Regions from separate parts of the Homo sapiens genome. Here region 1 is linked to region 2. A link is an interaction called in ENCODE POLR2A ChIA-PET data of the cell type or tissue named here. Cell type or tissue: MCF 10A. All regions are shown on one strand.

What was found. Peaks named below come from ENCODE experiments on the same cell type or tissue, not always from the same donor. Only the 100,000 strongest peaks of a DNase experiment are listed, where the experiment ranks them.
Region 1: POLR2A ChIA-PET joins it to region 2 with 5 read pairs; 2 of 35 experiments call an interaction of 5 or more read pairs at or near these places.

The regions. Positions count from the first base shown.
Region 1 is chr5:131,437,534-131,440,033 of GRCh38, reverse strand. RAPGEF6 (Rap guanine nucleotide exchange factor 6) reads left to right here. Exons shown (of 28, transcript NM_016340.6): 24 at 319-453. Among named protein-coding and RNA genes, the nearest start is that of CDC42SE2, 170 kb to the right of the region's middle. In MCF 10A, no CTCF peak of the experiment used is centred here; no DNase peak of the experiment used is centred here.
Region 2 is chr5:131,197,538-131,200,037 of GRCh38, reverse strand. It overlaps LYRM7 (LYR motif containing 7), which reads right to left. Exons shown (of 5, transcript NM_181705.4): 5 at 1-507. The coding sequence ends at 437. Among named protein-coding and RNA genes, the nearest start is that of LYRM7, 28 kb to the right of the region's middle. In MCF 10A, no CTCF peak of the experiment used is centred here; a DNase peak (open chromatin) is centred at 1,217.

The DNA of each region.
Region 1 (2,500 bases), 240 kb before region 2:
GATTTCAAATCACTGTGTCAATTGTGGGAGGTGGGGCATAGCACTCAGACTGTTAAATTGATTTCCCTTATACCACAAAGTGCAGACAAACTAATATAATCTGGTCCATGCTGACCAGCTGAATTTGAATGAATAACCTAGAGGTGAGAATCTCTGTATGCCATTACCCAGTCATTTAGTCCCTGTTTGTCATTTACACATTTCAGTTGACTACACTAGCCATTGTGCATCATAGTGTTAGTTATGTAGTGATTTAGGCAACTATAGACATTTTAATTGTGAAACGATGCTTATTTGCATCTTTGGTTTTATTTTTAGATACAAGTTTACCTCAGAAAGTTTTAGGAACAACTGAAGAAATAAGTGGTAAGAAGCATACAGAAGACACTATTTCTGTGGCGTCATCTTTACATTCTAGTCCTCCTGCATCTCCTCAAGGCTCCCCTCACAAAGGTAAGACAAAACATTTCAAACTAGTTCTTGTTAAACTAAACAATACTTTATAGCACATATTTTGCTTTTCAATCTATAGCAATAATTATAAATCATTAAGAAAAGCATAACTCCTAATGCTTTTTGAACTTTGATGTTTTGTATTGCATTATTCAGATGCTTTTTAGATATTATGTGTCATGTAACTAGGACTCCAGTATTCAAAGTGTGGTCCTAAACTTCAACAGACAGCAAGCATGGATAAGAATAAAGGCAGAAGCCATAGTTTTGGTGCAAATTCTTGGTGTTATCATTCCAGTTTCCTATATTTGGACATTTCTATGAAGTGTTTACAAGTAAAAGTTTCTGTAAGAGATTCTTTTTAGGCCAGGCACAGTGGCTCATGCTTATAATACCAGCATTTTGGGAAGCTGAGGCGGGTGGATCACTTGAGCCCAGGAGTTGGAGACCAGCCAGGGCAACATGATGAGACCCCAACTCTACAAACAATTTAAAACTTAGGCATGGTGGTGTGCCTGTAGTCCCAGCTACCCGGGAGACTGAGGTGAGAGGATCGCTTGAGCCTGGGAGGCAGAGGTTGCAGTGAGCTGTGATCATGCCACTGTACTTCAACCTGGGCAACACAGCAAGACCCTGTCTCAAAAAAAAGAAAGAAACTGTTTTTAACCAACTATAAGATTTAGGAAAACAAAAATTAGGAAAACAAATATGCTTTTCCTTTTTTAGTAACAGAGTATTACCTTTTTTAAAATTAGGATTTAAAATAACCTGTACTCTTGTGGATTTTTTACTTATACAGAATCTCATGAGGTAAAAAACTGAAATTCTTGTTCATTTACGTGTTTTCATAATTCAGACTGGAGCATTTCTTTTCTTGGCTAGCCTGGGCAGTGTGCAGCAGATGCCATTTCATGTTAGCTGCACATGTAGCATTCTAAATATGGTGTGTATTTCTTATATTGACCCTTCACACTCTGTGTGTACCCTGGAAAGAAAGGGGATTTAGTCCTGGCATCTTCTTCACAGATGTAAAAGAATTACATATTTAAATAATCACACCAGAGGATGGTACATGGTCAGAGGGAAGACAAGCTTATTATAATAATTCTAACAGGAGAGAGAAGCTTCCAGAGCTTGCTTCAGCTTCCAGGCTCTAAGTTTCATCTCACTCTGCAGAGCTCTTTCTTATTTTTGCCACCTATGTGGCAATTATGTACAGTGATGTCAGACCTGAGTTTGAACCGTGATTCTGTCCTCCACTGTAGCTGTGTTACTACAAGTAATTTATTTATACGGTCAGGTTTCCTCTCTGTAAGATGGGAAAAAGACCATCTAGGCCAAAGCAGGCGGATCGCCTGAGGTCAGGAGTTCAACACTAGCCTGGCCAAGATGGTGAAACCCATCTCTATTAAAAATACAAAAAAATTAGCCAGGGGTAGTGGCACATGCCTGTAGTCCCAGCTACTCAGGAGGCCGAGGCAGGAGAATCACTTGAACCAAGGAGGCGGAGGTTGCAGTGAGCCAAGATCATGCTATTGCACCCCAACTAGTTTGGTGGCTATGGAAACGAAGAAAGAATTGGATGCAGAATTGTTGCCTAACCTGGGTGACAAGAGCAAAACTCCATCTCAAAAAAAAAAGAGGAAAAGAAAAAGACCATCTATTTTAACAGCCTCTTATGTGGTTTAAATGAAATAATATTTATAAAGCCTCATGTGTGGTAAGTGTTTAGTGAATTGGAATGTCTCTTTTCTTTCTCTGCGGCCACCTCAGGACACCATAGCTCCATTACTCACTTGCTTTTTTCATCCTCACATAGCTGAGACTGGTTAGATTTTTTTCATTCAGATTTTACTAAAGAAAGCTTAATAAAAATGAAACAGGAGATAAAAACAGTTTGTATAGTAGGTGTATTTATAAAACACAGATTTTGATCCTGTTGTAGCTCATATGTAATTTTGTGTGGCACACAGACCTATGTCATCACTTTCCTTGTCTGTATGGTCCTATCCAATGCGCCCCTTACCAGATCTTGCGATGTAGGATA
Region 2 (2,500 bases):
TTTTGACCAATTTAATATTTTTCAGGACTAAATATCATTTTAATCTAACAATTTAAATGTAATAATTGCATTTCACATGGCAGGAAAACTCACCAATTTGTAAAAGCACCACATTCTCAAATAGCTATGGTAAGATCAAATACTCATCAAGGTCAAAGATTGAATATATCTCCCTAAGCATTTACTTTGCTTTATGAAATTTGATTTTCAATGAAAATGAAATGTTTTCTTATCTAATTTCCTTTAGAAATACTTAATTATGTTCTTTAGTTCTCAGTAATGACCTTTTAACATGAAATTTAAATATGAAGCTATTCTGTAATTCATTCATTTTCAATATGCCAGTTCAGGGAAAATGTCTGCATTTCCAGGACTTTTGCCAGAGTTGTAGATTTTAAAGTTAAAAAGTACAAAGACTTGTTGTATTCTAGAAAACTCATTGCTTCTGAGTTGGTGCATCACAATATGGCACATTTTCTACAAGAAGGTCTTTCCTAGGGACCAGTTCTGAAAGAAAAAAAAAAAAGAGAATAATTAACATCACTAAAATTAGAATTAAATGCAAGGACACTCATTTCCCCCTAAAATTTAAAATAGTAAAATATCCAGTTTTAAGATAAATCTTCCAGGGATATTTTATTTCAGTTGATATCTAAGGTGGCATCCTTGACTCTAATTAGAATTAATAGCATTCTCATTTCAGATTATATAAAAACATATATGATCCACTTAACCCTTTATCATTAAATATAGCAAATCAAATAACTGAAGAGAATTCAGCTAAAACTTCTATTATTGGTCATTTAATTACCAATTACTGATAATGAAAACAACTGGAAATTTTGCTTATACTATCTACTATATGAAAAGCAAGACTGGTCTCCTAATTTAAAGATTCTAAATTTTAAATAACAATTGTTCTTAAAAGAGGGTGTTTTGTGTGGTCATATCAACTGGAGAATGCTACTGGAATTTAGTGGGCAGGAGCCAGGGATGCTAAACCTTCTGTAATGGGTGGAACAGTCTGGCATAGTGAAGAACTGTCCTGTCAAAAATGCCAATAGTGCCCACATTGAGAAATATCATAAAACAACAACAAAAACCTGTTGAGTCCTAGGTAAGACATCTTGCTGGAGTTAAGATAAAGCTCTTAAGATACAAATTTTTGGCCGGGTGTGGTGACTCACGGCTGTAATCCTAGAACTTTGGGAGGCTAAGGAGGGATGATCATTTGAGGTCTAGAGTTGGAAACTAGCCTGACTAACATGGTGAAACCCCATCTCTACTGAAAAAAAAAAAAAAAATCAGCTGGGTGTGGTGGTGCATGCCTGTAATCCCAGCTACTCAGGAGAATGAGGCACAAGAATCGCTTGAACATGGGAGGCGGAGGTTGCAGTGAGTGAGCCGAGATGGTGCCACTGCACTCCAGCCTGGGGGACACAGTGGCAGTCCACCTCAAAAAAAAAAAATTCCAAATTTTTGAGGAGATACATTGATTTCTTCTTCTTTTCTCCAGAAGAGCTGAACCTAGATGAGCTATCAATCAAAAAATGCTTGCACGACCTTCTACAAAATAACCTGCCTATACTTTTCAAAACATCATGGACATGAAAGACGAAGAAAGACTGAAGGACTGCTCTAGATTAAGGATACCTAAAGAGACATGATGACTACATGCAATGTGTGATCCCCAATAGGATACTGGTCCACAGGGAATTTTTTTTCCTTTTGCCATAAAATACATTATTAGGACAAATGGAAAGATTAAATGATAGCATTGCATCAATATTAATACCCTGGTTTTGGTCATTATATTGCAGTTACATTAGAGAATGTCCTTGTATATTTAGGAAATACACACTGAAGTATCTTAAAAAAATATACTCTAAGGTATTTCTCCAGGAGATCTAGACCCAAATGGGCTGTCATAATTCTAAAAATGTTCATTTGGGGTAAATAGGCATTATGTCTGCAACTTACTCTCAGAAAGTTCAGGAAAAAAAAATGAGGGAAACACAATAAGGCAAATATGGTAAAATGTTAGCATTTGTAGAATCTGGGTAAAGGAAATTCTCATACCCTTCAACTTTTGCACTTTTTTTGTAAATCTGAATTATTTCAAAATAAAAAGGTTTTAAAAATATATATATTTACACACACACACACACACACACACACACACACACACACAGTGGCCAGATGCAGCGGCTCATGCCTGTAATTCTGGCACTTTGGGAAGCTGAGGTGGGAAGATTGCTTGAGGCCAGGAGTTTGAGACCAGCTTGGGAAACACAGCGAGACTCTGTCTCTACAAAAAATTGTTTAAAAATTAGCTAGGCATGGTGGTGCACACCTGTATTCCTAGCTACTCAAGAGGCTGAGGCAGGAGGATTGCTTGAGCCCAGGAGTTTGAGATTACAGTGAGCAATAATTATGCTACTGCACTCCAGCCTGGGAGACAGACTCTCTCTCTCAAAAAAAAAAAAAAAAAAAAAAGACA